2 separate regions of the Homo sapiens genome follow, and region 1 is linked to region 2. A link is an interaction called in ENCODE POLR2A ChIA-PET data of the cell type or tissue named here. Cell type or tissue: PC-9. All regions are shown on one strand. Links, peaks and the distances in the headings refer to the core of each region. The heading gives the core; the rest is flanking DNA. Region 1 overlaps DISP1 (dispatched RND transporter family member 1). Region 2 overlaps DISP1 (dispatched RND transporter family member 1).

The links. Peaks named below come from ENCODE experiments on the same cell type or tissue, not always from the same donor. Only the 100,000 strongest peaks of a DNase experiment are listed, where the experiment ranks them.
Region 1: POLR2A ChIA-PET joins it to region 2 with 14 read pairs; 2 of 35 experiments call an interaction of 5 or more read pairs at or near these places.

Annotation. Positions count from the first base shown.
Region 1 is chr1:222,956,153-222,973,166 of GRCh38, forward strand. The region is part of intron 3 of DISP1 (dispatched RND transporter family member 1); the gene reads left to right. Among named protein-coding and RNA genes, the nearest start is that of DISP1, 150 kb to the left of the region's middle. In PC-9, for the core only: no CTCF peak of the experiment used is centred there; no DNase peak of the experiment used is centred there.
Region 2 is chr1:222,881,322-222,898,335 of GRCh38, forward strand. The region is part of intron 1 of DISP1 (dispatched RND transporter family member 1); the gene reads left to right. Among named protein-coding and RNA genes, the nearest start is that of DISP1, 75 kb to the left of the region's middle. In PC-9, for the core only: no CTCF peak of the experiment used is centred there; a DNase peak (open chromatin) is centred at 8,330; H3K27ac peaks cover 1,006 bases.

The DNA.
Region 1 (17,014 bases), core at 5,653-13,652, 76 kb after region 2:
CTAAAACACTGCTTTCATTATGTCACTCCTCTGCTCAGAAATCTTCCAGTTTTCCCAAATTCCATGACCTGACACTGAAAGTTTCCCTTTGATGGATGGAGTATGTGTTGTGGGTGAGGAAAGGGTACTTCATGGAGGAAGAGTCCCCTAGCCCTGGACAGGAAGGAACAAGGTGACAGATCTCAGAGCATATTACTGTGACGGATTTTCTCCTCAGCACTTTAGAAGTTTAGCAAGAAATCAGATTAATGACTGTCTTTGTTTCCACTTATACATAATGAGGAACTAGTAAGGTTATATATTCTGGATCTTTGTTTTTTAGGTATTAGTCTAGAACTTTATTTTGTTTTGGTTGGTTGGTTTTTTTCATTGTAAAGCAATCCCTAATAAAGATTTATTTATGAAGTATGGTTTGATTGTTAAAATGTTTCTCCCTAATGCATAGGGTGAAACTCTACACTGGGCTCCAAATTGCATTGCTTTTTTTTAACCTCTTTACCCCTGACCTCCTTCTCCCAAAGCTTAAAATTCTCACTGAGCAACATCAGTGTTTGGTGAGTGTTTTGGCTTGAGGATTGTAGACTTCATTCCAGTATTCCATGCTCTTAAGTTAGTTAAGTTTAATAAGATTTTTCTGGCTTTCTTAAGGGCTTTTCTTGGATCTCATATTAATGATTATTATTCACATCTTATTAAGAAAACTATATATTATACTCTTATTAAGCATGTTTCATACAGGGCTCACAGCAACAGTCTGGCATGAAAAGGCTTGAGTTTAAGGGTAAGTACTTTATAATTTAGTGTAACTTTAAAATGTAACACATGGGACTGTGCTTTATAACCTCCAACTAAACCATGCAATTGTAACTTCATAGGCTAAGGAAGAATGTTTCCTTTTAACCAAAGCTTTTTCAATCATTTAAAAAGACTTTGAATTAACCTGTCATCCTTTTCAGATTTCTAATTGCTCTAAACTATTTTCTTTACTATTGTAAAAAAAAAAAAAAAAAAAAAAAGCATTCTTAGATTCCGCTTTTGGGGTATGCATTGTATGGGAGGACCAGAGCCACATTATATTTTGACCTTTAATACTGCTCTTTTCTTCTCCCCCTGATAAGTGGCAGAGAAAAATGTGTTTAAAAATGAATTTCCCAGGCCGGGCACAGTGGCTCACGCCTGTAATCCCAGCTCTTTGGGAAGCCGAGGTGGATGGATCACTTGAGGTCAGGAGTTCAAGACCAGCCTGACCAACATAGTGAAATCCCGTCTCTACTAAAAATACAAAAATTAGCCAGGCGCAGTGGTGGACACCTGTAATTCCAGCTACTCGGGAAGCTGAGGCAGGAGAATTGCTTGAACCCAGGAGGTGGAGGTTGCAGTGAGCTGAGATTATGCCACTGCACTCCAGCCTGGGTGACAGAATGAGACTCTGTCTCAATAAAAAAATAAAAAATAAAATAAAGGGATTTCCCATACCCTGCTTCTTTCACCTTTCTAAAGGGCACCTAGCTGCCCTTTAACTAGTGATCGGCTAGGCCTTGGGACTCATCTTAAGAAGAAATAATTAATAAGAGAAAATGACGCCTCAAGATCTCTCCCCTATTCCTGCCCAGTCTTAGATAACACAATTCCTTTCTTGTTTACTGAAATAACAAACAGTATCATTTCTTGCTTTCTACTTAGGACCAGGCTATAGTAAGAGAAAAGTTTCTTTCTAACCTAAGTTGGAACTGAAGCTGTTACATGAAAATCTGATTTGTTCCAGCTTAGATTTGTTCCAGTTTATAGGATTTTTGAGTTCATATGGAATTGGCAGAGACCATGTACATTATGCAGAAAACCTATTTTTGAAGGTAACATCACGTAGAAATGCCTTCTTCAGTTTTTAATTGAGATAACTGTTAAGCAGATCCAATGAGTGTGCGTTTTTGCTCTGTGGCATTACCATCAGATTGACATATTTAATTATCAGATATCTTTCTTTTGCCAAAAAGTTGTGGTTGAGTTGGCCCTGGGATTTATAAATACATGCACACAGCACATTTCTGTCATTGTTCACTGCAGTCTTTTAACACATCTTCTCAGCAATATTCTTAATGTTTCCAGCGGGAAAATTGTAAATTATTTAACCACTGAATTAGAGGTGTGTTGTTTTTTAGCTAATCAATAGCCATTGAATGCTTAAATGGGCTTTAAAGTAGACAAAAGTAAAAGACAGCAAAGAAAATTAATCAGTAAGATTGCCCATACTCCATAGACACTTGAGCAGCTACTTTAGTCATTTTGAAATACACGCTTTATGTTTTCCCTTGGACTGGCATATTCCTGTCATTTATAAAAAGAATATACATTTGTAAATTTAAGGTGTGGACATTCATTATTGAAGGTAGAAATAGTTATAATCATCAGTGTCTAGATATATCTGAAGAGAGGTAAATTTAACATGGTTTTAAATACGATTTTGTATTGCATAGTTTAGAAAATATATATTTTAGTCTTCTTTGGTTAAACTAAGAGATTCTGTTTAAAACTCTTGATTTAAAAGAAAAGCAATTCTTCGTCATTGTGAATTAAGTCTTTAAAATTTAGATTATATTATAGAATATGCTTAACCAGAACATCAGTATCCCATAAAGGTTTCAAAATGGGAAAAGATGAACATTTTGAAGTCATATATTTCCTTTTCTCTCACCTGCAAATATATAGGCTTTGCATGAACATGTAACCAGCTATATATGGCTTCTACATTAATGATGTCCTTGACTATATCAGGTCATATAAGCAATTAAGAATGTTTAGTTTTTTTTTTATCAACATTGCAATTTAGATTGCATAATATTTAAATTCTTTCTAATTCTCATCACATTATTATCTCCTTTTAGTAATTTGTGATTTTTATAACAAAGTTACCTTTCTAAGAATTTTAATAAATTTTATCGTGACTATAAATTTTCCAAAATATTTTGTAATTATGAACACTCTTCCCTGAGTATAAAGAATTTTTTAAAATTATGACATGGAACTTGATTTGTGAACTGAACTTGTGTGACTAGTGAAGTAAGTGGACTTTAATGGCATAAAATTGCAATTAAAATCTATAACAATAGTATTAATGATTTTATTGAACCCTTACTATATGCCAGGCATTGTGCTATATTTTACATGCATTCTCTGATTTAATCCTGAAAACAACCCAAGGAATTCAGTGCTATTACTGTCATTTTCATTTTATAGATGAAGAAACTAAGCTTTGCAAAATTACTGTTGGCTGGGCACGGTGGCTCACACCTGTAATCCCAGCACTTTGGGAGGCCAAGGCAGGTGGATCACCTGAGGTCAGGAGTTTGAGACCAGCCTGACCAACATGGAGAAACCCCGTCTCTACTGAAAATACAAAATGAGCCAGGCATGGTGATACATGACTGTAATCCCAGCTACTCAGGAGGCTGAGGCAGGAGAATTACTTGAACCTGGGAGAGGTAGGTTGCAGTGAACCGAGACTGTGCCATTGCACTCCAGCCTGGGCAACAAGAGCAAAACTCTGTCTCAAAAAAAAAAAAAAAAGAAAGAAAAGAAAAGAAAAAAGAAAAATTATTGTTATAGGCTCAAAATAAAGGGATGGAGGAAAATTAACCAAGCAAATGGGGAAGAAAAAAAAAAAAAGCAAGCAGAGTTGCAATCCTAGTCTCTGACAAAACAGACTTTAAACCAACAAAGATCAAAAAAGACAAGGACATTACATAATGGTAAAGGGAACAATTTAACAAGAAGAGCTAACTATTCTAAATATATATGCACCCAATAAAGGAGCACCCAGATTCATAAAACAAGTTCTTAGAGACCTACAAAGAGACTTAGACTCCCACACAATAATAGTGGGGGACTTTAACACCCCACTATCAATATTAGATCAATGAGATAGAAAGTTAACAAGGATATTCAGGACTTGAACTCAGCTCTGGATCAAGTGGACCTATAGACATCTACAGAACTCTCCATCCCAAATCAACAGAATATACATTCTTTTCAGTGCCACATGGCACTTTTTCTAAAATCGACCACATAGTTGGAAGTAAAACGCTCCTCAGCAAATGCAGAAGAACTGAAATTGTAACAGTCTGTCAGACCACAGTGCAATCAAATTAGAACTCAGGATTAAGAAACTCACTAAAAACCACACAATTACATGGAAATCGAATAACCTGCTCCTGATTGACTCCTGGGTAATAATGAAATTAAGGCAGAAATCAAGAAGTTCTTTGAAACCAATGAGAACAAAGAGACAACATGCTAGAATCTCTGGGACACAGCTAAAGCAGTGTTAAGAGGGACATTTATAGCACTAAATGCCCACATCAGAAAGCTAGAAAGATGTCACATTGACACCTTAACATCACAATTAAAAGAGCTAGAGAGGCAAGCGCAAAGTAATCCAAAAGCTAGCAGAAGACAAGAAATGACTAAGATCAGAGCAGAATTGAAGAAGATAGAGACATGAAAAACCCTGCAAAAAATCAATGAATCCAGGAGCTGGTTTTTTTTTGAAAAAATTAACAAAATAGACCACTAGCTAGACTAATAAGAAAAGAGAGAAGAATCAAATCGACACAATAAAAAATGATAAAGGGGATATCACCACTGACTCCACAGAAATACAAACTACCATGAGAGAATACTATAAACACCTCTACACAAATAAACTAGAAAATCTAGAAGAAATGGATAAATTCCTGGACACATACATCCTCCCAAGACTCAACCAGGAAGAAGTTGAATCCTTGAATAGACCAACAAGAAGTTCTGAAATTGAGGCAGTAATTAGTAGTCTGCCAACCAAAAAAAAAGCCCAGGACCACACTGATTCACAGCCGAATTTTACCAGAGGTACAAAGAGGAGCTGGTACCATTCCTTCTGAAACTATTCCAAACAACAGAAAAAGAGGGATTCCTCCCTAACTCATTTTATGAAGCCAGCATCATCCTGATACCAAAACCAGGAGGAGACACAACGAAAAAAAGAAAACTTCAAGCCAATATCCCTGATGAACATCAATGCGAAAATCCTCAATAAAGTACTGGCAAACCAAATCCAGCAGCACATCAAAAAGCTTATCCGCCATGATCAAGTCAGCTTCATACCCAGGATGCAAGGCTGGTTCAACATTCACAAATCAATAAACGTAATCCATCACATAAACAGAACCAAAGACAAAAACCACATGATTATCTCAATAGATACAGAAAAGGCCTTTGATAAAATTCAACATCTCTTCATGTTAAAAATTCTCAATAAACTAGGTATTGATGGAACGTATCTCAGAATAATAGCTATTCATGATAAAACCCACAGCCAATATCATATTGAATGGGCAAAAACTGGAAGCATTCCCTTTGAAAACCAGCACAAGACAAGGATGCGCTCTCTCGCCACTCCTATTCAATATAGTATTGGAAGTTCTGGCCAGGACAAGCAGGCAAGAGAAAGAAATAAAGCGTATTCAAATAGGAAGAGAGGAAGTCAAATTGTATCTGTTTGCAGACAATATGATTTTATATTTAGAAAACCCCATCATCGCCAGGCACAGTGGCTCACGCCTGTAATCCCAACACTTTGGGAGGCCGAGGCGGGTGGATCACGAGGTCAAGAGATGGAGACCATCCTGGCCAACATGGTGAAACCCCGTCTCTACTAAAAATACAAAAATTAGCTGGGCATGGTGGTGTGCGCTTGTAGTCCCAGCTACTCAGGAGGCTGAGGCAGGAGAATCACTTGAACCCAGGAGGCAGAGGTTGCAGTGAGCTGAGATCACGCCACTGCACTCCAGCCTGGTGACAGAGCAAGACTCTGTCTCAAAAAAAGAAAAAAAAAGAAGAAGAAAGCCCCATCGTCTCAGTCCAAAAACTCCTTAAACTGATAAGCAACTTCAGCAAAGTCTCAGCATACAAAATCAACGTGCAGAAATCACAAGCATTCCTTTACACCAACAATAGACAAGCACAGAACCAAATCATGAATGAACTTCCATTCACAATTGCTACAAAAAGAATAAATACCTTGGAATACAGCTAACAAGGGATGGGAAGGACCTCTTGAAGGAGAACTACAAACCACTGCTCAAGGAAATAAGAGAAGACACAAAGGGAAAAACATTCCATGCTCATGGATAGGAAGAATCAATATTGTGAAAATGGCCATACTACCCAAAGTGATTTATAGATTCAGTGCTATTCCCATCAAACTACCAGTGACATTCTTCACAGAATTAGAAAAGACTACTTTAAATTTCATATGGAATGAAAGAACACCCTGTATAGCCAAGACAGTCCTAAGCAAAAAGAACAAAGCTGGAGGCATCACACTACCTGACTTCAAACTTTACCACAAGGCTACAGTAACCAAAACAGCATGGTACTGGTACCAAAACAGACATATAGACCACTGTAACAGAACAGAGACCCCAGATATAACACCACACATGTACAACCATCTGATCTTCAACTAATCTGACAAAAACAAGCAATGGGAAAAGGATCTCCTATTCAATAAATGGTGCTGAGAAAACTGGCTGGCCATATGCAGAAAACTGAAAGTAGACCCCTTCCTTACTCCTTATACAAAAATTAACTCAAGGTAGATTAAGACTTAAATGTAAAACCCAAAACCATAAAAACCCTAGAAGGAAACCTAGGCAGTACCATTCAGGACATAGGCATGGACAAAGACTTCATGATGAAAATGTCAAAAGCAATTGCAACAAAAGCCAAAATTGACAAATGGGATCTAATTAAACTAAAGAGCATCTGCACAGCAAAAGAAACTATCACCAGAGTGAACAGGCAACCTACAGAATGGGAGAAAATTTTTGCAATCTACTCATCTGACAAAGGACTAATATCCAGAATCTACAAGGAACTTAAACAAATTTATAAGGAAAAAACAACCCCATCAAAATTGGGCAAAGGATATAAACAGACACTTCTCAAAAGAAGACATTTATGCGGCCAAGAAACATGAGAAAAGACTCAACATCACTGATTATTAGAGAAATGCAAATCAAAACCAAAATGAGATACTGTCTCACGCCAGTCAAAATGGAGATTATTAAAAAGTCATGAAACAATAGATGCTGGCGAGGCTGTGGAGAAGTAGGAACACTTTACACTGTTGGTGGGAATGTAAATTAGTTCAACCATTGTGGAAGACGGTATGGCGATTCCTCAAGGATCTAAAACCAGAAATACCATTTGACCCAGCAATCCCATTACTGGGTATATACCTAAAGGATTATAAATCATTAAAGACACATGCTCAAGTATGTTGATTGCAGCTCTATTTACAATAGCACAGTCATGGAACCAACCCAAATGCCCATCAATGATAGACTGGATAAAGAAAATGTGGTACATATACACCATGGAATACTATGCAGCCATTATAAGGAACAAGATCATGTCCTTTGCAGAGACATGGATGGAGGTGGAAGCCATTATCTTCAGCGAACTAACACAGGAACATAAAACCAAACATCACATGTTCTCACTCATAAATGGGAGTTGAACAATGAGAACACATGGACACTGGGGGGGAACAACACACACCAGGGCCTGTTGGGGGGTTGGGGGTGAGAGAAGGGAACTTAGAAGATGGGTCAATAGGTGCAGCAAACCACCATGGCACATGTATACCTATATAACAAACCTGCACATTCTGCACATGTATCCCGGAACTTAAAGTAAATTTTAAAGAAGAGAAAAAAATAAAGCGTTATAAAACTTAGAAGAATTCTTAGAATCTCATTTACAAGTTAATTTGGGGATTGTCTCTTTCAGGTCCTCTGCCTAAATAAAATTATCTTGATCCTTAATTAAAAAAAAAGAAAAGCCAGGCATATAATCCCAGGACTTTGGGAGGCTGAGGCAGGTGGATCACAAGGTCAGGAGTTCGAGACCATCCTGGCCAATATGGTGAAACCCTGTCTCTACTACAAATACAAAAATTAGCCGGGCATGGTGGTGGGCACCTGTAGTTCCAGCTACTTGGGAGCCTGAGGCAGGAGAGTCGCTTCAACCTGGGAGGCGGAGGTTGCAGCAAACCAAGATCGCACCACTGCACTCCAGCCTGGCGACAGAGCGAGACTCTATCTCAAAAAAAAAAAAAAAGTGTTTGGAAGATTAATTAAAAAGTTACTAGTAAGTGGTAGAATGTGGAATGAAGTTTAAGTGTGTCTGATTCGAAGCCTTCCTCTTAATCACCACTCTATGCTGTGCAAACACAAGAGAATGAAATATTTTTTGTTTTCTTGCTATAACTTTTTTTTTCGTTTCAGTAATAGCTTAAGAAACAGTTAACAAGTGCTTACTACGTAGCAGGTGCTGTGCAGGTTCAGTCCTGAGATCATAGAACTGAAATCACATGGATCACACAAATAATCGTGAGGGTATAGGTGATGGGTCATAGGCTGCCCTGGTCATTTTTAGATCATAGAAACAGCATATTCACAGTGCTACCTTGCACAGACCCTGAAGAAGAATTCCACCTAATTCCTTTAGCCTGTTTATATCATGTTGTACTTTAACACCTTACCTGGTGCAGGATACGCAGTGGGTTTTTCAGTGGGCTTTTGAAAACGCTAGTAGTAATTGGAGAAATTATCTGAACTGAATTTTCTAGTTTAAATGTTAAAGCTCTGTGTTGTCATCTTCAGGAATTTTGATGCCTTTGCTCCAGCTCCCAGGCTAACAAACACTGCTTGCTGGAAGAAAATGGAAACGGTGCAGATTTTACCCATTCTGGTTTCATGCTTCTGTCACAACTTAGTCCTCACAGCTAACTCCCAAGCACACTTCCTTCAGTAGTTTTTTTTTTCAAGTATTCTTCTATTCCATGTTAACTCAAATCATAGTTTACTCTCTTAACACCCATACATGGGCAGTAGCACCTTCTACTTTATGAAAACAATAGAAAATTTCGCTGCAGTATAGCCTAGTGGTTAAGAATGTAGGCTCTGGAGTAGGCTGCCTGGGTTTGAATCCTGCCTCTTTAACTATGTGGCTTTGGGTGACTTCTTTAACCTCTCTGTGCCTTAGTTCTCCATCGGTAAAATCTATGCCTACCTTATAGAATTATTTTAAGAATTTTAAAATATTGTAATATATGTCAAGTGCTTAGGTCAGTGTTTGGCACATAGTAAAGTCTGTAAATGTTGACTGTTGTTATTTTAAATATATTATTATACTTAATACTTTAACTTCATATGGTCTTTTTTCTTGCTAGTGCCCTGGAGTCTAACTTCTTCTGTCACCATTACTTTCCTGGCAATGCCAGGTCAGTGACTCCTTTGACAAACTCATTTGATTTCTTCTCCTGTTTAGTTCTATAGCATGCAGTCTCTGTTTACCACCTCTTCTTAAACAGTTTTCTTTTTCTGCATTCCATGATCTTATGCTTTTCTTTCTTTTTATTCTGTGCACTGCGACCATTTCTGCCCTCTTTCACAATTAACAGAGCCTCTTCTTTCACCCTTTCATATGACTGTCATTTCCATAATATCTCACTCAGTTTTTTTCTTACCCCCATCAACTTTTTAAAATTTCAGATCTCTATTTCCTGTCTATATTTATCACTGTTGTGGTTATTTTTATATTCACATTAGCCTTCAGGACAGCTTTATTTAAATATTCTATCAAGCCAGGACGACACAGTGAGACCTCGTCTCTTAAAAAAAAATTACCTGGGCATGGTAGTACATGCCTGTGGTGCCAGCTACTTGGGAGGCTGAGGAGGGAGGGAGGATCACTTGAGCCCAAGAGATCAAGGCTGCAGTGAGCCATGAATGAGCCACTGCACTCCTGGGGAACAGAGCAAGATCTTGTCTCTAAATGGATGGATGGATGGATGGATGGATAGATAGAGATATTCTGTCAAACCAAAGTATCAGAGTTAATTTTTACACTGTAGTTTTACACTGTAAATCAGTGTAATTTTTTACACTGAAGCATTTCTTTGTTTATTACACTTAAGTAAGTATACCCACTTATTGTAACTAGATATTGTTGATTCAGGTGGGAACTCAAACTTGGAAAGAAACTAAAATGTAGGGAGGCAGAATAGTATGGATTTTAAAAATAATAACCTAGGAAAAATAACATAATGACAAATAACAGTACCAGTAGTAGTTTTATTGTAGATCAGTGAAGTTTTGTTGCTCATCAGAGGCCTTCTACAGGTTATATAAGATCTATACCTCATAAGTCATTGGAAAAGGTATTTCTAAAACTTCAAGAGAAAAAAATCAATTAAATCTCATCTAGGAGTCACTCATTAATAGGATTAAAACATTACTAGGACTTCATTTTTATGTATTTTCATAAAGTTGAATTAACCTGAATTTTAACTATGTAAGGTTTTGCTTAAACTTTTATCTTTGGCTGTCTTTAAAAGGTGATCCTTTAGCCAAAACTAATCTGTGGTGATAGAAGCCTGAATGTTGATTGCCTCTGGGGACAGGGTATGATTATTGATTGGGAAGAGGCACAAGTGAGCCTTTGAGGTGCTGGGAAAAGTTGTATATTGTGATCTGAGTGGTGGTTACATAGATGTGTACATATGTAAAAATGCATCAAACTCTACACTTTAACTTAGTGCCTTTCACTGAAGACTTGAGTGAAATCAGAATGGTTTAAAAGAATGATGTAAGGGATTTAAGAACTCCCCCCACCACCAATCTTAAAACTTCCTTCACCCTCTTGGCCAGTCCATATACACTTGGAAGGCAGGGACAATACTCTATTAATTTTTGGATTCCTGGTATGGAGTGGGAGGGAGGATATATGCAGTTGGAGGAAAAGGGAGATGATTTCCCTTCAGGTCTGCTCTTACTAGAGATTATTAATAAACCCAATTCCACTCTGAGTTGCCACCTCACCATCTTCAAAATGTCACCATCTTCACATCAAGGGGGAATAGATCTACATATATATATATCTACATTATATATATACATGTATACATATGTAGAAATATTCCCCCTTGATGTGAAGATGGCAACATTAAGCAGCATTTTGATTTCAGAATCTGAGAAGTGGAGGACTTTGTGACATGATCACATTCTTGCACCTGTCTTCCCTTATTTGCTTTCCCAGTTGCATCTCTGTTAGCCTCTCATCTTCCTAGTTTGGTACTTAAGAGCAGAAATTGTATCTTTGATTTCTTACTGTTCAATTTTAGTGTGGAGAAGAGATGACAAAATGAATGATTTAATAATGCTGAGAAAATAAAGGGCTGTCTTTAGGCAACCCTTCTTAGGAGAGGTCATAACACATCTTTTCCATCTCTCTGTCAAAGATGGTATCTAGAAGCAAGCCAAGATTATAGAAAGATTTAAGTTTTCCATATGAAAGAGCCAGATTTAAGGCCAGGAAGAAGGAATAGAAAGGGTGATTTGAACATTTATGACAACAGAGAGCCCTTGGATTCTACATATATAAGACTTTTTCCTGCAAAATACTTCAACCTATGATGTAAGTCAGGTTCTGGGAAAACTTAGTAAGCTCAATTGACTTGGCATTGAATGTGAGTTTGCTTTGTAAGAAAGATCTATATGCACAAGGAAAGCATACGGGAGTCTTGGTGTTCATGCATTTGTCCTGTTATGAAGTTGTTCTGAATGAACTGAAAGCCCCTTCAGGATCTTTGTTCTAGACTCTAATTTAGCATGTGCATACCATAGAGAATTATAGTTCTTATATTTGGTTTGGGGCCCATTTAATCCTCCGGTCTTTCACTGACTAGAATTATTTTCAAGCTACAGATGCAAGAATAACACTGTAAACCCATTCTCGAAAAGGGAATTACGATCTTTTTAATGTATTCTGCCCTGGGACTTGCCTGTGTTGAAGCCAAAATGAAACAATGTGATTCTGCGAAAAGAACTGGTAGACACATCAATGGATACACTAGGAAAAATGAAACAAACTGCACAGCACACATAAAACTTCCATAAAGTCAAACTGCTTGATAACTCAGTGGGCTCCTGACTTCCACTTAGTTCCCATTCTCAAATGGGGTCAGACTAAAATTCTTTTCTTCTTACAAGCCAAGAAACCATATGCAACTCCCCTTCAGGAAATGAGGAATCAGAAAATAGATCCCCATTTTCCCACTATTCTCCTGCCCAGTTTCCCAAAACCTGGCTAACAAAATGGGCACCAGTTAACTGAGAGATTTCTGTTACCACTGTTGTAGTTCTAGAAAGACCATCCAACTCAGAATCTACGTTCATCCCCACTGTTAATTAAACCTCAGTGAATAACTGTTACTAGATGACATGAAACTATAGCCCATACCAAGATGAATTTGGACGGTTCAGCCAGACTCTGGAAATTCAATCCCATAGCTGCACAAGTGTGCCATGATTAGCTATTATTTTTACAATATTGGGTGCTGTACATTATGTCAAAATTAATTTTTAGATTTTTTTCCCCCTTAAAACAGAGCTTTGGCTGGGCATGGTGGCTCATGCCTGTAATCCTAGCACTTTGAGAGCCAGAGGCAGGTGGATCACCTAAGGTCAGGAGTTCGAGACCAGCCTGGCCAACATGGTGACACCCCGTCTCTACTAAAAATACAAAATTAGCCAGGCATGGTGGCGCATGCCTGTAATCCCAGCTACTTGGGAGTCTGAGGCAGGAGAATCGCTTGAGCTTGGGAGGCAGAGATTGCAGTGAGCTGAGATAGTACCATTGCACTCCAGCCTGGGCGACAAGAGCAAAACTCTGTCTCAAAAAAAAAGGAGTTTTACCAAAGATGGTAATTGAAGCATCAGAAAGTAATAGAGCTGACCTAGATTATTAAGTAAGTGGAATTGGGAAAAACTAACATCTGGATCAAGGATGACTCTTTAATTGTAAAAGCAGTCATAGAAATTACTAAGAAAATGCTGGGCACGGTGGCTCACGCCTGTAATCCCAGCACTTTGGGAGGCTGAGGTGGGTGGATCATCTGACGTCAGGAGTTCGAGACCAGCCTGGCCAACACAGTGAAACCCCATCTCTAGTAAAAATACAAAATTAGCCAGGCGCAGTAGTGCATACCTGTAATCCCAGCTACTCAGGAGGCTGAGACAGGAGAATCACTTGAGTCTAGGAGGTAGAGGTTGCAGTGATCCAAGATCATGCCATTGCACTCCAGCCTGGGCAAAAAGAGTGAAACTTGGTCTCAAAAAAAAAAAAAAAAATTACAAAGAAAAATACAAAGTGTTGAAAAAAAATTTAATGCCTATCCAAAAACCATCTTGAAAAATACCACAAACTAGGAAAACTATTTGCCACAATTGGGGATGTTTCCTAGCTTTAATTCAAGATTCTTACAAATAAATGAGAAACAAGTTGCAATCTAACGTAACGTAGTAGTATGGTTACAATTGTGTGATATATAAGTAATGGCAAATATAATGGAACATGTGGCTACTAAAAATCATGTTTTCAGAAGATTTTAATTATATGGAAAATGCTAATCCAAAGTGATAATACTTTATGCATCTAGTGTGATCATAATTTTGTTTATATTTAATTTCTATATTTAGGCAAAAAGGAAAAATATTCAGAGAAAATAGATCAAAAAGAGTTACAATGTTTTATCTGTGTAGTAAGAATATGGGTAATTGTGTAATTTTCTGCATTTTCTTAGGCTTCAGGAAAATGTGTTAGTTTTATAATCAGAAAACAAACCAACATTAATACAGAAAATATATTCCTCATTAAAGCTTTCCTCTTCCTTTAAAAATTAAACTTTATATTTTAGAATAGACAAAACATTAAGTGAAAAAGTCTACTAAAGGAAAATTTTTAGAATGAAAAAAGAGGGGCGTATATTGCCTTTCTGAGATAGTAAATGAGAAACTCAGGAAAAGTACTTTGGGAAATTTTTAAATACCCCTTTTAACTTGAGCACTCTTTCGTATTTGCTCTTCTGATAAAACTCACTCGGTTGGTAAACTAGACGATTCCTGAGCAATCTCAACATGACCATCTTTAGTAACCTGGCGTTATTTCCTACAGTGTGACATGCACCAGCACGGATGTGTTATTAGTGTCACCCGTTCATCAATCTCCACCTTCATCTAAGGCAGACAGATGGAGAATTCTGCTCTGTCTTCCTAGCAAGCATTTTTGAGCTCTTTTTTTTTATTAAGCCATTTATCTAGTCATTTAAAAAGTCTGTCTCTAGCCGTTCACATAAAGAGCCGGCATTATTTTTCAAAGCATTTTAAAATACTAGTTCTTGCCTACCTTATGGGGGGATCATTTTTATTGCCTATTCATGTGAAATATTTTAACATCAAATTTTGATTACAGGAACCTGGCTCACTAGCTTTAGCCATGCCAGAGTGTTGAAATACTTTAGGAGACTAAAATATGTGGTGATTTGAATTATCTAAAATTCCACAGGAAAATACAATAGAATTTCACAGCAGGAAAGGACCTTAGAAATAATTTAATCTAACTCTCCTTATTTTACAGAGGAGACTGAAGCCAAAGAGGCTAAAACCCAAGATTAACACCCAGTTTGAAACTGGTCCTCTGATTTCTCATTGCCGTCTTTTAAAAAATACATTATACTTAGAATTTGTTTCTAAAAGTTGTCACATAGTATTTGGGTGTCACTGGCATGTATAATAGATTCTGGAGTTGCAAACAGAATCTACACCGTGACAAATTGAATACAATGAATTTAAAGTTTTCCCTGGTTGCCCTAGTGCCAAAGTGTAAAAGGGACATTATTACAGTTTGAGGTCATGCAGCCCCAGCATCTTGTGGCTTTCCCTACTTTTCGTCAGAAAAGTCTCATTATTTCCTCAGTTTAATTATTTTAAGTTTAGTTGATTTTTTTTCTTTTCTAATCTCAGATTTTGAGAAGAAAACCTTCTAAATCAGTATTATTTTTATTAACGCTGATTGTTAGAGTTTTGCTTTGATCCTTATTAAAGCTTTTGACAATGATTTGAGTTACAAAAATTTAAATTTTAAGTTAGAGATTAAGCATGAGAAAGTTTAGATCAGGAAGAAAAATCAATTTCACTGTATATTTTTGTCCTTAAAAGCATAGCTAAAGAATTTCTATAGAAGTTTGAGGGAAATGTCTCTCCTCCTGGCCTGTAAATGAAGATATCACAACAGCTGCAAGGTATTGGTTACACCGTTGGAGTTCATTTTGATACAGTGGATTTTTTATTATTTTTTAACCCCACACCCCCCAAGTTTTTTTTTTTCATAGCAGGTGTGACTTTTAACCTTCCAAACTCAACCTTGTATGATACCGAATAATTCTGTAGGGACAAAATGATCCAAGATATGTGGGAAATGAACTTAAGAAAGATTAATAATGTTTCTGTAATTTTAAGCTTAAGTAACAGTTCTTACATTGAACACAATGTAGACAAACTACAAATTGAAACTAAGCAAATGTTGGAGGAAAAGAGAATCCGCACATTGATGAATTATGATTGTATTTATACTTTTGATCTGTGGTCTCATTGATGAAGGCCTTGTCCTGTTAACAAATGAGCAAATTTGAGATGGGATCTTAGATATAAAATACATAATTTGAACTTACTTTCAGAAATGCAAACATATCTTCACTGAGGTTATAATTAACACAAAAACTCTTTATGCAATTTGTATAGTTTATAGTGAAAATGTGGAAAGGTTTTAGTATTTTATGTAAGATCCATAAAATTTTGAAAGTGAGAAATGTGTGTGTATCTTAATGAAGGTAATAAAATATATTTGTTGAATTAGGCTTAATGTAAGTTCCAAAATGTACTTATAAAACCGTACCCTCAACCTGTAGACTAATCTTTTGAACAACTTATTTGTGTTGTAACTCAAATTATCACTAACTTCACTTCAGTAGATATTTTCGATTATAGTTTGAGGCACTTCTAATTGTACTTATATAATTATATAAAATATTAGACAATAGTGAACATAGAAATATGTTATAACATGCATAGGATATATAAACTTCGGTTTATCCAAAATGTCACCAGAATTATTTTCTTATAATGTCATATATATTTATGACAATAGATGCTTATAATTTTGATTCACATATTGATAAGATTGTCAGAGGCTTTCTAAATTACTTAAAGATTATTTTCCTTTTTTTCTCTTTATTCTAGGTCACTGCAGTAGCTCCTAACCTGCTCTCCTTCCCTTTAGCATTTCCCCTAGCTAATTCATCCTACACATTGCTACCAAATCAGTCCTCCGAAAATAGTGTTTTTATCCTATCAGTTGTTACTCAAGAAACTTTAGCCACTTCCTATTTCTATTATCCACTTCAATCTCTTGCTTCCCCTCAAACAACCCCTAATCCAGTAAGTTGTGATCCTCACTAGTCCTTCATAGTAAATCCTCACTGACTTTGCTTATAGGTATTGACACAAGGTTTGTTTCCTTTCCTTTTCTTTCTGTTTCTCTATCTGAAACCTACTTATGTCAAACCTTAATTCTAATTCTGTTTCTTAGGTCAAGTTTCAGGGGCTATTCTTTGGACTACTCTGGTCCAATATTATCTTCCTATTCCCCATTCATTCACGTAATGTTTGTACTGTACCTATACGTTATAATTACTTTCAGTGTATTGTTCTCTAATTTTTTCTTGTCTGGAGGTCATATTTTCCTGGCAAATTGTCCAAGACAGTGGTTCAAGCTCTGACTGTGTAGTCTCTATTTCAAGACCTACTGAACCAGATCCCTGGGGAGGGGGTTGGAAATCTCTAGTTTTAGTAAGCTACCCAGGTGATTCCAGTGGTCATCAAATTACTTGGTATCACTTAAACTGGCAGTGAATTAAACAGAATTAACTATAGATTGTATTAAATGTATTTTAAGTTTATGGAAATGTATGATCTTTGTATAATGTTACTTCTTTTCATCTAAATTAGAGTTAGCCAGGATGCCCCATTCTCCCCAAATTATGTAGAAGTGAGAAATTTTCAAATAAAATGTT
Region 2 (17,014 bases), core at 4,785-12,784:
AATAACTGGGATTACAGGCATGCGCCACCACGCCTGGCTAATTTTGTATTTTTAGTAGAGACGGAGTTTCTCCATGTTGGTCAGGCTGGTCTGAAAACCCCCGTCTTCAGGTGATCCACCCGCTTCGGCCTCCCAAAGTGCTGGGATTACAGACATGAGCCACCGCCGCTGGCCTAGAGTTGTTGGTAAAGTAGCGCTTTAGTTGCTGACATTAATGGATTTTAAGGAAGTATTAATAACAAGATGTTCAGATGGGGTGTTTTTGTTTTTTCCTCCTTCAGTTCTCTTTACATTGTGAGGTAAGAGCCATGCTTGCAGCTTTATAATGGATTCGTTGGCAAGGGCCTACTGGCATCAGGTAGAGTTTGAGATTGTAAAATTAGCAACATAATATTTTCAGTTGTTTCAGTTGCTTGTAGATTTTTACGGGTCATTTTTGCCTTTAGTTCTGGTTTAAAGGAAAAATATTGCCTTGACAATCTTTAATTCTAAATTTGGAAAGGACATAAAGATATTCTTATACTAAAAAGAATGGGCCAAAACAATTGTTAAGTACCTTCATATATATTTATGTATATGTCTGTGTGTGTTTGTGTATTTGACATGTACACATAACTTAATACCATTGCATTGAATCGAAACATTTAAAAAAGGCAGTTAAGAAGACTGGACCAACAAAAGGGAAATTTTGAGGTGGAGAGGGGTATGGACTTTTAACAATTAAAATTTAGAAAAATAGCAGATATTTTCTTTTCTATAGAATTGGAACTTTGACAAAGCTTTAAAGCAATATGCCATGAACATAATTACCTGATTTCAATATGAAATGGACATGGAGATGTCCTAGATTTTCTTAATTTATTTCATTATGGAGTGTTTACCATATGTATTCATGTTGTGAGATAATCAAGAATAAAATAATTTACACTACAAAGAACAATCATTTTATTTTTCAATGATTTTATCTCATTTTTTATCGTTCAGCCTCTCAAATTAATTCCTTCTTGAAGGTGTGAGAATTTTTCTTCACTACTAGAGGGTTATTCCAGTCATCTGCACTACAAAGGAGTGGTTTCTCATTCTATTTTAGTAACCTGGGAATGGCAAATATTTAGAGGAATTCTAATACAATGGCAGAAGGAGAAGGAAATTAAAGTTTGGTGGGTTCTTCTCTTCTCTGCGTTAGATTTAAAAGTATTTTTGTCTAGAAATATTACAAATTTGCAGGTTAATTTAAAGGGACATTTTTCTCTTTGTAACTTTATGAATAAATGGAGAAAAATATTCTCTGTATGTTTCCTTTGTTCCAGTTTTAAATTTTCCTTTATTATATGTTTTACTTTTAGGTCATTTCCCATTTTTCTGACTTGGTTTTGTATGGAATTTGACAGAACAAAGAAAGCATTTAATGATGGAGTTATATAAATTCTTTATCTTCTATGACAGGCTAAACTTACTGGAAATAAATGTTGATGACAATTAAGATTATATTAAATATCTGCAGAGTGTATTTGTATAAATGCTTAGAAATTAATATACACTGAAAAAATATTAAAAAGTATTAGAGAAGCTAAAAAAGAAATTTTTGCAAAAGAAAATTTTCGGAGAGAATCTTGAGATCTGTTACATGTAAATTATGATTAGATCAACCTTTAGAATATATATAATCTCCATATAGTGAAGAAACTTATGAGATAGTACTAGTCATAAAAGAAATGCCAGTTCAAATAAGGTAGGAAAATAATTTCATGTGTTTTTAACTAACATTTTTTGTTTTTAAACATATTAAGGCTCAGATTTGTCTGGGTGTAGGATTTAGAGGGCAATTTGGTAATACAATTTAAGTATCATAAAAGTGTTCATACGCTTTAACACATTAATTCCAAGCATAAAAATTAATCCTAAAAAAAAATTTAGAAGCAGTAACAGTACCGCCACCACCACCAACAATGTACATATATACAAAGTTTTTATGGAAACATTTTTTTCAATGTCCACATTTTTCAAAATAAAGATGGCTGGGCACGGTGGCTCACATCTGTAATCCCAGCACTTTGGGAGGCCGAGGCAGTCTGATCACGAGGTCAGGAGTTTGAGACCAGCCTGGCCAACATGGTAAAACCGCGTCGCTACTAAAAATACAAAAATTGTTGGGCGTGGTGGCACATGCCTGTAATCCCAGCTACTTGGGAGGCTGAGGCAGGAGAATTCCTTGAACCCGTGAGGCAAAGGTTGCAGTGAGCCAAGATCGTGCCACTGCACTCTAGCCTGGCGACAGAGCGAGACTCTGTCTCAAAATAAATAAATAAATAAAGATTATACATTGTTTAGAGACAAGCTGTTCAAGAGTTTTAAGAGAGAGGTGCACAGGCATAAGCATATTGTTAGTTATACACATATGGTGGTAAGTGTGCTTGCAAAAAGGTCTGTTAAAATATATACTAGGCTCTGGAAGTGTACGCTGTGTAGTGTTACAATTCTATACTTAAAACAAGGAAAACTGACAGTATACTGTGTTTGCTTACAAGTAGACAAAATGCAAAATACACCTGTACAAAAATAGAAGGCATTCCATTTATATTTTATAAGGTGAGAGGGGCTCTGATTGTAAGGAAAGCTACTGAACTTACAGCTCTTTGAAGACCAGGACCCATCTTTTCTTATTCATCTTGGTAGCCTAATAGAGTGCCTGTCCTATAATTGACTCTCAGTAGATAATTACTGTTTGGATCTGTTATTCTCCTCTTTAACCACTGCTGCTGAATAAACTTCCCAAACTCCTGCCAGATAACTGAATTTGAATCACTTTGGCTCTCTCCCTTGAAATTCTTATCCCTTCACCTGGCCCAGGGATTTTTTTTTTTAACTTTTTATTTTGAAATAATTTTAAACTTTCAGAAAACTTTCATAGAGTTCCTGGGTTCCCAGCTTTTCTTCATGTTAATATCTTATATAACCATAGCACAATTATTGAAACAAGGAAACTAATATTATTATAATACTTCTATTAATTTCAATTTTGCCAGTTTTTTCACTTATATCCTTTCTCTGGCCCAGATCCAATCCTGGATCCCACACTGTACTAAATTGTTGTGTCTCCGTAGTCTCTTCCAATCTGTTAATGTGTGATAGTTCTCCAGTCTGTCTTTATCTTTCATGACCCTGGCAATTTTAAAGAGCATTTTTAAGGTTTCTTTTTAAAAATGTTCCTCAATTTGGGTATAGCTTATGTTTTCTCATATTTAGATGGAGGCTATGCATTTTTGGCTATGCATCCTACAGAAGGGATGCTGTATAAGTCTTAATGCATCATATCAGGGGTATATGGTGTCCGTATGCCTTATTGGTGATGTTAACTTTGATCACTTGGTTAAGGTGTCTGCCCAGTTTTTACTCTGTAAAGTTACTATTTTTCCCTTCATGATTAATGAGTATCTTTTGCTCACTGATTTTAGCATCCACTGATGGTTCTTGCCTACAATTATTACTATGGTATGTGTCTAATGATGACTTTTTATTATTTATTTATTTGGTGAGACGGAGTCTCGCTGTGTGCCCACGCTGGAGTGCAGTGGCGCGATCTTGGCTCACTGCAACCTCCGCCTCCTGGGTTCACGCCATTCTCCTGCCTCAGCCCCCCGAGTAGCTAGGACTACAGGCGCCCGCCACTACGCCCGGCTAATTTTGTTTTTGTGTGTTTAGTAGAGACGGGGTTTCACCATGTTAGCCATCTCCTGACCTCGTGATCCGCCCGCCTCGGCCTCCCAAAGTGCTGGGATTACAGGGGTGAGCCACCGCACCTGGCCTGTCTAATGATGGCTTTTAAATTTCTACATTTCTTCTACATTCAGTAATTGGAAAGCTACTGTAAGGAAGATCCATTTCTTCTTCCTCATTTGTTTATGTAAGTATGGCCTCATGAATATTTATTTTATTCCATGGCTTATAATCCAATACTGTTATTAATTTATATTTTTGCTTAAATTGTTCCATCTTTGGCCATTTGGAGTTCCTTTGAATTGGTTTTTGTGTCCGTTCCACATGTTTTTGAGCACTTCCATACTTTGAAGTACCACAAGATATTCCAGGCTCATCTTATATTTTCCCAGCACCCACCCTAGAGCTCCAAGGAGCCCTGATTTCTTTTCTTTTTTTTTTTTTTTTTGAGACAAGATCTCGCTCTGTCACCCAGGCTAGGGTGCAGTGGTGCAATCACAGCTGATTGCAGCCTCTTTCTCCTGGGCTCAAGTGATCCTCCTGCCTCAGCCTCCCCAAGTGTTGTGGTATGCACTACAGCTGCTTACCACAATACTTAGCTAATTTCCTAATTTTTATTAGAGGCAGGGTCTTGCTATGTTGCCCGGGCTCCTGGTTTCTTTTATTGAAGAATGGCATTTAGAAACCAAGTCTGAGTGCTAGATGTGCTTCCTGCTCCTTGGTGTCATTGCTTCTGGGTCCTTTGAGTGGGCAGAGTGAGGAAATATACGTATATGTACTAACATGTATATAATGTAGCATTCAGAGTTCCTCCATGTCTATCATGGGGATACACACACACACACACAGACACACATACACACGGACTAGTATTTTCTCCTACTGAGATTATTCCTAATTTGTATGATAGAATTAAATATAAAAGCATCACGATTTTCTGGTGCTTTGCCATGTGAATAAGTTTGAAAACTACTTCATAGGGCAACTTGGAAGGAGATGTATAGGCTTAAACTATGTATATAATGTAGCATTCAGAGTTCCTCCATGTCTATCATGGGGAGACAAGGGGATGAGGGAAAAGACCTTTCAGCGACACGTTTCCAACTCAGATAATGGAGCTCATACACAAATTCCTTTTATACTTCTACATTTTTCTGATGCTGATGGCAAAGAGAGGTAGGCTATAGAAAATCTGAACAGTGAGTGTTGACAGAATGGTAGAGACAGCAACAGAAGCAACGCTTTGAGGTTTATTAGGCAATAATACCAATGATAGGAGCAGCTACCACACCTGTTAGTTTGCACTAGTTTCATATGCTGTCGGGTTCAGACGTTCATGTAGTCATGAAATGTTTATTGAGCATCTACTATGTGCTTAAAAATCACATTGCAAAAGCCAGCCAAACTTATTTTCAGATAAAGCTCCACTGACTCTATGAAGATAAAGTTTAGATCTCCCTGGTAATAATACCTACATTTCTTCCTTAAGGAGGATTAACTTGGTATAGAAGAAGACAACTGAGCACAAATGTGGCTGGCTAGGTGCCAGCTCTTTGAAGTTCCTTAACTTGCATAGATTAACCCTGTCAATTCTGAAGGTATAGGAAGCCAGATCGTACTTTGATGTCAGAACTGTTTTGAGAGACCATTTATGTTGTGTTTCCTTTGAAGAAGAGTGATTCAAGGCAATCTTTACTTACATAGGGCCAATGAGTTGACCTAGGAAGCCTAGAAACAAAAATCCTTTGCCAAAAAAGAGTTGAAAGTAGCTGTAAGTGATTTGAAACATCATATTTACATAAGAGTTTTGAGAGAGATCATTTGGAATTAATCTAGTTTACCTAGAGGCAGAGGATTAGTTGCTCAAAATGATTCCTTATGGGAATTCCTAGTTTGATGTCATGCATCTCTCAGAATTTTTTGGGCACTGGCATGTTTAACTGCAGTCATTTCTGGGGAGGGTTTGTTTATAGATAAATGCACAACTTTACATAAACACAAAGTTTGTGATTGAGACATTTTTTAAAACCAGCTAAAAAGGATTTCGAATGGGGGAAAAATAATCACAGAAGCTGAAGGTTCAGTTTCAGAGATACCAAGTTATCAGGTTTCTTTCTTGATGTCAGATTAATGGGAAATTGGAAACTGAAAGCTGGTGTGTATTACCCTCTTACACTTTAAAATGTTGCTTGTTAAGGCAGGCACATTTTTAAAATACTTGTTTGAATACCTGAAGTACAAGCCCTTATTTTCCTGCCTGTATGTCATCCTTCTGATTGGCTGTTCTGATTGTAGCCAGAATATCTGGGCATTTTTCAGGCAGTTGAGATAAAGAAACTCGTATTTTCTTCTTCATTACTCTTAAATTCATAGTTCAAAATATTTATGTTAGTTTTAAACATAATAGTTTCCTGAATTAGGTAATTTATAAATGTCACATTGTTTTTGTTTTTTTTTTTTTTTTTTTTTTTGAGACGGAGTCTCGCTCTGTTGCCCAGGCCGGACTGCGGACTGCAGTGGCGCAATCTCGGCTCACTGCAAGCTCCGCTTCCTGGGTTCACGCCATTCTCCTGCCTCAGCCTCCCGAGTAGCTGGGACTACAGGCGCCCGCCACCGCGCCCGGCTAATTTTTTGTATTTTTAGTAGAGACGGGGTTTCACCTTGTTAGCCAGGATGGTCTCGATCTCCTGACCTCATGATCCACCCGCCTCGGCCTCCCAAAGTGCTGGGATTACAGGCGTGAGCCACCGCGCCCGGCCTGTTTTTGTTTTTAATATTTTTATGTTCAAAATGTTGATGTCTTTGAGAATGGAAACAGATCTTTTGTCCTAATTTGACCAATTGGAACAAGGTATAGAGGTCACAATAGCAGAGAAGTGGCACTGCTGAACCATTATAATTTCATTATTTCAGTCACTGATATTAAATCTGGGTTCAGGTTGGGACCCTTTTGGGTTCTTGGCTTCAGATCCCTGAAATGTTGACTGTAGAAGTTTCAGTTCACAATTTTGGGTGGATTTTCAAAATTGATCTGCCTGACTGTTAGGAGCAGGTTGCATTTCATACTAGTTGTTTCATTTAAGAACATTTCTAGGAGATGGTTTAGCTTTATAAAATTACCTGAAATATCACAACATAGTCCTACTTGAGTTTCCTGAGCTCACTTCTAAGTGATCAGTGTGTAATGGAAAGAAAGTCTCGCTAGTAATTTTTAAATTTAGATTTACTAGCCAATCATAATGAGTATCACATATGAAATATAGGCTGGCTACTTACTGCATGCATGTGAATGAGACAGAGCAAATCTCTACACACATTATATACATTGAACAAACCATCTTTTAAAAAGTTAAAAATTTCAAGCTGAAGAAGCCAATCTTAAGGAAAAGTTTTTTTAAAGTACAATTTTCTTTGGTATTTTTATTGGGTAAAAAGGGTAAAAAGTTTTACTTTAAGTAAATTTTTTTATGGAGCAAAGGAATGCCGAGGGTGGGGTAGCATAAAAATTGTGAAATTAGAATGCCCAAAGTAATGGGAGAAGCTGTATTAAATTTTGAGTTATGTAGTGCGTTTATCAGAATGTATTCTGTTGTACATTGAAGATAAAAAGCAAGCCAGAAAGTATTTAGAAAATTTTTATTTTCTCCCACATACTGAGAGAGTAACCAAATCGTCTTAAACATCAACAATATTACCTTTTATAGAACAATTAAAATGCAAGGTTTCTTTTTGTTATTTTAGTGACAACTTTATCTTGAGTAACTGGCTTTGTCAGTTGTGTGTGTGTGTGTGTGTTTCTATTTGAAAGGCTGTGAAGAGATTTCTTAGTTTATTCAGTTGCTTACTTTTTTCTCTTTCTTCAAAAAATTTTTTAAATGGGCAAATAATAATTGTACATATCCATGGAGTACATAGTGATGTTTCTATACATATAATGTATAGTGATCAATCTGATTACTTGGAATATCCATCATCTCAAACATTTATCAGTTTTTTGTGTGTTGGGAATGTTACTTTGAGACATTTAAGATAAATGTTTTTTTCCCCTAAGATTCCAACTCTTTAAAAACACACTTTATAATTTGGGTGGAGTATATTTTATATTTTTTATTACACTATATGGCATATTTTGGGAAAAGGTATTGGGATTCTTCTGAGGTCAAGAAGTTTTATGTTAAGAACAGGAGAAGAAAAAACCCTCAAAATCTAAGTAGGCTAGTATTAAATAAATTGATGTTTAATCCTTTGAAAGCCAGGGTTTTGCTTGGTATCTAGTTACCTTGTATACCTTGTCTGCTGAACTGATTGAGGATGGGTGATTCTGTTTTCTTCCAGGAAATGCTTTTCCTCAGTTCCTTAAGCCTCCTGTTTAAAGGGAACTCTTTCAAGAGATTTTCTGATTAAAGATGAGAGAATGCAAACAGTAGCACTTGGGATAATATCTTCTGGCTTTTGTGATACAATTTTTCTTCCAAATGTAAATTTTTCATTGGGTTGGTTTATCATTTTCCCCATGCAACTATTTTTTTTTTTTTTCACAGAGCCACGTTTTATTATAACTACATGAACTATATATGCCTTGGGGCAAAGACTACACAAAACACAGAAACAGGAAATGCCTGTTAGGTTAAGAGACATGGGATAATGGGTAAAAATATCTTTTAAAAATTACTTACTGTTGTCAGCATTACTGCAGTAATATAAAATGAAGACAATTTCTGATTTCATTATCTTGAAAACTTCTTTTACACTTGTACTTTTCCATTTTGTTGTTTCAGAGCAGAAACCTTAACCAAGGAAGTAGTGAAGTTCTGTATTTTTATTCTATGAATTTAAATCATTTTGAAACCAGTCATAGCTTAGAGCTGTGCCTTTCAAGCTGTTTTATTGGCATATGTTTCTAAATATTAAATATCAACTGGAAAGTAGAAGTAAATTAATGTAACTAAAAAAGATTTACTTTAGCATATGAAAGGTTATCATCTCCAAACTGTTAATATTTACAAGTGATTTTTTAAAGTGATAAGCTTCCTTATAGTGAAATACTTATTAAGTAGGCTCATTTATTCAACATGTATAATTATTTATTGCTTTCTATATGACCAGCTTTCTATATGTTAAGAACTGGATATATAATCATTAGTGAGCAAAACATTTATGGGTTCTTCTATTGGAGTTTATGCATTAGTTCATTTGGTAGATAATTGTTGAACACCAACTATGTGCCAGACACTGTTCTATAATTTAGGGTTGTGCTTTGTGGAGGGAGAAATAAGTAATAAATGTGGTAAGTGCTTAAATAAATGATTAAGATCATTTCAGATAGGGATCAGTACTTCAAAGTGAGTAATACAGGGAGAACTAATGAAGTACCTGAGCTGATCTACTTTACAGACTAGTAGAGGAGATAATTTTAGTATAATTAATCACATAGATAAATATGATAAATGCTGTAAAGGAAAAGCAATGAGTGTTTATGAGAGCTGATAAATGAGGGAGATAAGGGATAGTTCATTTTGGGGGAATCGGGGAAGACTTCTGGAAGAAGTAACATTTGAGCTTAAATCTGAGCTACAACTAGGTGTTAGTTTTCTAGGGCTGCCATAACAAGTATGACAAACTGGGTGGTTTAAACAGCAGAAATGTATTGTCTCTCAGTTCTGGAGGCTAGAAGTCCAAGACCAATATGTAGGCTGGGTTGGTTCCTTCTGAGGGCTATGAGGGAGAATCTGTTCCATGCCTCTCTCTTATCTTCTGGTGGTTTGTTGGAAATCTTTGGTGTTACTTGGTTTGTAGACACAATAGCCTGATCTGCCTTCACATTCACATTGTGTTCTCCCCATGTGCTTGTCTGTGTCCAGATTTCCTCTTTTTATAAGGACATCAGTCATACTGGAGTAGGGACCCACCCTACTCCAGTATGAACTCATTTTAACGAATTACATCTACAACAGCTTTTATTTCCAAATAAGGTCACATTCTGAGGTACTGAGGGTTAAGACTTCAATATATGAATTTGAGGGGGACATAATCCAACCCGTAATACCAGGAGTTAGCTAGATGAAGAGAGGAGGGGGGATGACTTTTCAGGAAGAGAGAACAGCATGTGTGAAGGTATTGTGTTGGAGAAGCATGGCTCATTTAAGAAATGAAGTGTAGCTGAAGCATAGAAACTGAGAGGAAGAGTGAAGTGACAATTCCGGAGACATTTTGAAGGTAGAATAGATAGAGGGGACCTAATGACCAGCTGAACATGCTGTGAAGGAAGGAATAATCAAAGATAATTTCCTACCTATAGCTGTGATGAAAGTATTTTCACCATTTTCAGGTAGAGATATCCAGTAGAAAGATAGAAATTTCTTTCTATAGATCAAGGGAAAGATTGAAGCTGGAAATAAGGATTTGGAAGTAAACTATATTATAGGTCAAAAGTAGGCTAAAATTACTCAGGAAGAATGCTTTTAGATGAGAGGGCTGAGACCTAGAACCTTAAAAAACATCCATATTTAAAGAGGGGGCCAGAATAAAAAGCCAACAAAAAAAACAAAAAAGCAGGAAAAACAATATGCAGTAAGAAAAAGTAGATGGATTACTGCTTGGGAAACCAAGCTAGAAGAGAGTTTTGAGAAGGAGGGATTGGTTGATGGCATCAAATGCTACATGAAGGTAAAGTAGGATGAGACCTGGAGAGAGATCTGATCTCATTTGCCAGTTTGAGGTGATTAGTGAGTACAACAGGTTATAGAATAGTGAAAGTGGAAGCCAGGATTTGGGTGTGTGTGTGTTGAGGAGTAAAAGGCCAATGGAGAAGAAGAAGGAGTAAATATAAACAACTATCTTAAGAATTGGCAATGAAGGGAAGGTGATACAGGGAAGCACATACAAGTTTTAGAAGATGGTAGAGAGCTTAGGAAGATCTTGTATGACTGAAAACCAAGAGCAAGAAAATTAATGGGGGTGGGGAGAGGAGAGGAGAGGAGGGAGTGATACCTTACATAAAGATACGTAAGAGAAGTGTTCCCATTTAGGATTTGCTTCCTGGCATTTCTCAGGAATTTTATGTTTTTCTAGATTCCCAAATGCTGAAAAATTTGGTGGGGAAATCAGGAAAACAGGCAGGGTATTGTAATTTTCCTTCACGTTTAGCAGTCAAGGCAGAGGTTACTGATTAAATTCATGGACATCAAGTCTGCAGCAACAGCAGGAAACATGACACAGAGAGTCAAAGGTTAAGATGGCTATTTCTGGGAAGCTGGAGAGGAACACAGGACAGAAAGCTTCACGTCTTATTGTGGCTTTGCCGTGTACTAGTGTGTATTCCTAGCCCTGACTACTGCTAATGGTGAATCATTCTTGCAAATAACGTAAGTATGAATAAGCTTATTCACATAGTATATTTTGTATATGATTCCAGTGAGTGGTGTCCCGAGAAATAATAAGTTTTGACAGCAAAATCTTAAATTGGTCATTTGGACATGTGATTCTTTGTAATGCTATTAATGTTGCTAGGAGATCTGAATGTTACGTTACTTGAATACTATACCTAATAATGTTTGCTGAGGGCTTCCAGTGTTTGGTATCTGCTACAGGCTACGATTATTTGTAAATACTTTTGACAGAATAAATGCAAGAGATGATCACAGTGTGGCTATGGAACACTTTGATGTGAAATCAGAAACATCTGTAATCTGGATTAGCAAAGCAATATTCACTTTAATGGCAAAACCGAAATCAGTGCAAGCATACAAAATATTTTTATTGTTAAAGAAGAAAATGAGCTTAAATGAAGCAAAATGTGTTTGAATGTCCAGCTTGGTGATCACACCAACATCTATGCAACATGAAAGAAAGTTTTCTATGTCTGGAATGTTTGTCATGAAATAAAAGTCAAGTCTCAAGGCAATTAATGTTTTATGTGTTTTAAATTTTTATTAAAAATTGGTGGCTTTTAAATATCAAATATTTGTGATATCATCTGTAAATTTTTAAATAATTTCTATTTGACATGTGTTAATGTTTACTTCACTTGATGTTTTCTATTATTAGATGTCTATATCAGGTATAGATCATTTTTATGTTACGAAAATATCGATCTTATCACAATACCACAATATATTGGTTGATAATTATAAACCATGCCTTTATTATTAAATCTTTTGTGTTAAGAAAACTACTAAAACTTTAGTGGTTTTCTATTAAATGGATAATAACCCTATCATGGAAAAATTATTCACTGTATATAATAATTACTGTCACTCATTATTGTCATGGGATCCTTGGGATGTTACTTCGCCAACTGGAAACCTCTGTAGCTGGCGGAGCCTTCTTCCTGAGCACTGCTTGTGCCTGCTGGCCTCATTCCGCCCACTCGACCTGGCAGGCTGTGCTTGGCTCATGCTACCGGCCCGGATCCCACACCTGCCAAAGGCAAGCCAGGCATGGAGCGGTGAGGGCTGTGTGGGCGAGTGAGTGTGAGGTCTGGCTGCTGTGCACAGACAGCTAGGCACATCAGCTGCTGTGGCAGGGCGGGCAGCCCCAGGCGCCGGCACTGACTCCATGGAAGGCTGCGGCTTGACCAGATGTACTGCATGCAGCTTCCACTGCGGGCACCCATGTCTGGATGAGGGGAATGTGGTGGTGCCTGGAAGCTTGGAGATGCCAGGAACTGCAGAGCCCCAAAGAGAGTGTCACAACCCTGGCTCCGGGAGCTCCTAGATGTGGGCTCCCTTCTCTCCTTCTTGTTGCCCACAACGTGGCTAATGGAGTGGGGGCGTGTTTCAGCCCTGTTTGTGTTACAGCTCTTTCAGCCCTGCCATTCAGCAGGTCCTAAGTTCTTGTCCCGTGTCCAGGAATAATGAGGTACATGGACAACTGGAGTGTGAGCAAGGTGGAGAGGAGCTTCATTGAGTGGCAGAACAGTTCTCAGGAGACCCGAAGTGGGTAGCTCCCTCCCGCAGGCAGGTCATCCCTACAAGTTGAGGAGACGTGAAGTGGGTAGTTCCTTCTCCCAGCCGGTAGTCCCCATGTCTGTGTGAATCTGACTGGGTGGGTGGTTATGGGTCTCATAAGGCAGGAAGTGTGTACTGGTTGATCCATGGTTGGGCCCAGAAAAAGCTCCCTAAGTTCTCACTCCCGGTGCAGACTTCACCTAGAACTGACAGCCCGGTCCCCAGGCTTCAGGCCGTCCCTGGCTTGAAGGTGGGGCTTCACCAGGGACCTACCCCTTTCCACCCAGGAGCCAGTCTGCCTCCTGACACCGTAAGTCACTTTAGTCCATCGCGCCCAGGCTGTTCCTGCAGAGAGGCACCTGCAGGCCAATGCTGAGCCACCCTCAGTGCCCCCTCGGGCTCCCTCCCATACTTGTAGGCACCCAAAGTCCAGAGGGGACTGAGGCAGCAGGGGGCTGGAGTGTTAGCACTGCCTCAACTGTGCACACACCCGCCCGGGTTGCGACAGCGCCTGGACTCGGCTTCAACTTTGCTCCCAAATCAGAGCGAGTGCTGGGAGCAGGGAGCAGGGGGAGGCCAGGCAGCAGGAGCAGTCACTTCCAAGCCTGTGGGGGCAGGGGGCTTCTCGGGCCCCCAAGAGTGCAGAGATGCCTGGGTCCGCAGCCATGGCTGGGTGGCTGTAGCTGCGCCTGGGAGCATGGGGCTCCTGCTTTGCCAATTCGGAAATGGGTGGGGCTCCCACCTGTTCCCGCTCCCGCTGGCTCCCTGGAACAGGCACCACGAACCCGGCTGTGCCTCCCCTGCTACAGCCGGCGACGCTGCAGCGGCTGCTCCAGACGGGCTGCGGGTGCCATCATTATTATTTTAAAACACATAAATAAATATTTGAAAAATACAGAATAACCTACGAGATTGAGAATTCTTGTAGATTCCAATTTATTTCCTAAAGATTTAGAAACACCACCTAAGAGATTGATTTGACCCAAAGGCTGGGATTAAGGACCCACAGGTAGAAAAATAAGCATCTGAGTAGGGACACCCTTTCTTCTTTCCTTATTTTGGGGGAAGGATTTCAGGATGGGTAGAAATACAGATGCATTTGAAAATCTAGAGAATAGTCTCAGTTTTCTTTCCAAAGGAGTACACTCACATTTCTTAATTGTGATGGGCAAAGGGCAGGGCTGAGATACCAGAGGTAGGTTGTTATGGTTTGGAACAGCTGACCAGGGATGAGCCTAAGGAGATACTGTCCAGTTGAATGCTCAGCTGAAGTTATCAGGGAAATTCTGAAAGGCTCATTAGGAACCTTTTGTAGACCTTGGTGCTTTTTTGCCACTGTACTCTTTCCAAGTAGTTAACCGAATACCAGTCAACTTAGAAAATAAATTCAACACATTTTACTGTTAATTTGGCTTATATTTATTGTTTTAAGAATAACTGATTTTTTAAAAAAATGATGAAATACAAACTTCTGCCATTTATCTCATCATTTTTCGCAATCTGTGATTTTCTTTTCCTTTGTGAGGGAATGCTGGGAATACATCAGTAGTTGCCCAGTTCTGACTGTTTATAACAAACAGAATAATTAATGTACATTTTATCTCTTTAAAATAACATGATTGATAAACAGATCAATGGAACAGAATAAAGAGTCCTGAAAGACTCACACATACATGGCCGGCTGATTTTTCAGCAAAGGTGCCAAGGTAATTCAATGGAGAAGGATCAGTCTTTTCCACATATGATGGGTTAACTGGATCTCTTGCAGGTGGAGAGGGAAAACTTGATCTCTATCCCACAGCAAATATAAAAATTTTCTAAAAGTAGATTATAGACCTAAATGCTGTAAACCTAAGGCTATGAAACTTTTAGAAGAAAACATAGAGAATCTTTGTGACCTTAGGAAAGGCACAAAGATTTCTCAAGATTTTTTAAAAAGCCTATTCATAAGATTTTTTAAAGTGTTGATAAATTGGACTTTATCGTAATTACAAATTTCTGCTCTTCAAAAGATACCATTTAAAAAATGAAAAAGCGAGGCTACAAGGTGCAGTGGCTCATGCCTGTAATCCCAGCAGTTTGGGAGGTCCAGGTGGGAGGATAGCTTTACATCCAGGAATTCGAGACCAACCTGGGCAACATAGGGAGACACCGTCTCTACAAATGAAAAAAATTAGCTGAGCATGGTGATGCATGCCTGTGGTCCCAGCTACCGGTAGGCCGAAATGGGAGGATTTCTTGAGCCTGGGAAGTCAAGGCTGCAGTGAGCCATGATCCTGCCACTGCACTCCAGCCTGGGTGACAGAGCACAATCCTGTCTCAAAAAAAAAGAGGCTGGGCGCGGTGGCTCATGCCTGTAATCCCAGCACTTTGGGAGGCCAAAGCAGGTAGATCACCTGAGGTCAGGAGTTTGAGACCAGCATGAGCAAGATGTTGAAGCCCCGTCTGTACTAAAAATACAAAAATTAGCTGGGTGTGCTGGTGGGCGCCTGTAATCCCAGCTACTCCGGAGGCTGAGGCAGGAGAATTGCTTGAACCCAGGAGGTGGAGGTTGCAGTGAGCTGAGATCGCACCATTGCACTTCAGCCTGGGTGACAGAGTGAGACTCTATCTCAGAGAAAAAAAAAAAAAGGTAAAAAGAAAAAGCAAGGTACAAAGTAGGAGAAAATATTTGTAATACAATGTGTGACAAAGGGCTTGTATCTAGAATGTTAAAAGAACTCTTACATGGCAAACAACTTTTAAGAGGTGAGCAAAGATTTGAAAAGACACACAAAGAAGATATACAGATGGCCAATAAGCACATGGAAAGATGAGCATCATCATTAGTCATCAGGGAAATTATTTAAAACCCACAATGAGATACCATTTATAACTGCCAGAATGGCTAAAATGAAAAAGACCAAGGATTTCAAGTATCAGAGAGAATGAAAAACAAGTGTGAAATGGCAAAACCACTTGGAAAGTTTTGGAGTTTCTTAGTAAACATGCATGTACCTTATGACCCAGTAATTCCATACATACATGAAAACATGTGCCCACAAAAAGACTAACTTATGAGTGTCCATGTGAATCTTATTCGTAATAGCCCCAAACTGAAAACAATCTAAGTATCCATGAATAGGGAAGTGGACAAACAAATTTTGATATAGTCATTCAGTGGCATACTCCTCAGCAATAAAAAGACAGCACGGATGAATCTTATAGATATCTGTTGAATAAAAGACTTGGCACAAAAGAGTATATATTATATAGTTCCATTTAGGAAGTTCTAGAACAGGCAAAACTATGATGATAGAAATGATCACAGTTTGCCTGTGATGGGATATAGTGGGGTGATTAACTACAGAGGGTTACAAGAGAACTTTTGGTGGTGATGGAAATATTCTGTAACTTCATTGAGGTTGTGGTTTCATGGATGCATCTATTCGTTGTCAAAACTCATTGCACTGTGTGTTTAAAATTTGTACATTTTATTGTATATAAATTATACCTCAAAGTTGTTTAAAAATAAAAACATGAAACTTTTAAAAATAATGAAAAATATTGTTAGCATATAGTTTTGTATACTTTTTAAAAGCCTTTGTCGGCTAAATTTATGAGGAGTTGTACTGTATTTCTAGGATACTTTATTAAGCCTTCTGGGAGGCAATTCAATGAACCTGTCATTAATCATTTTATTTTGCACCTAATAGTTGTGGTTAAATCTAGAAATAATGAGGTAAGCCTTACTCCCTCAAGGAAACATTTCTTAACATCTATCACTTTCACTTTCATTTGAATGTTTTTATTTTAAAAATACATACCAGTTTTATTATATTTACTTTTCTGTATGTACAGAGGCTAAAGTACTTGGTGTTTTAGTTAAACATACATGTAATGTAAAAACATGTACATGTCCATTTCAGATTTATTTTCAAAAGTATATTCCCCATCGAATCTGAATCATAGGAATATTTAAGTCTTATGTCTTCGCAGTAAGTAGTACATTTTTACTGTAATTTTTTCCCCTGCTTTGTATCTTGATGTCCTGCAGATGAACTGGTGACATCTGATATTCACTAGTCATGTTCGTTGAGGAAAAACATACACTTTCTTATTAAATCCACTTATCTGTAAAGTTTTGGTCAGGGATTTTAGCTTTTATTATGTGGATTATAGCTTATAGTATGTGGAAGAAATCTAACTGCAGGGATATAAACATTGTTTGGGGTGGAAAAAGCCTGCACTAGCAGATGTATTATAAAAGTTGAAGCCAGTATCAAAATGTCTTTTTCAGAAGTGGTAAATAGAATTTTTTTTTAAACACTGAGATCATAGAGCCGATTGTTGGGGAGGGAACACAGTTA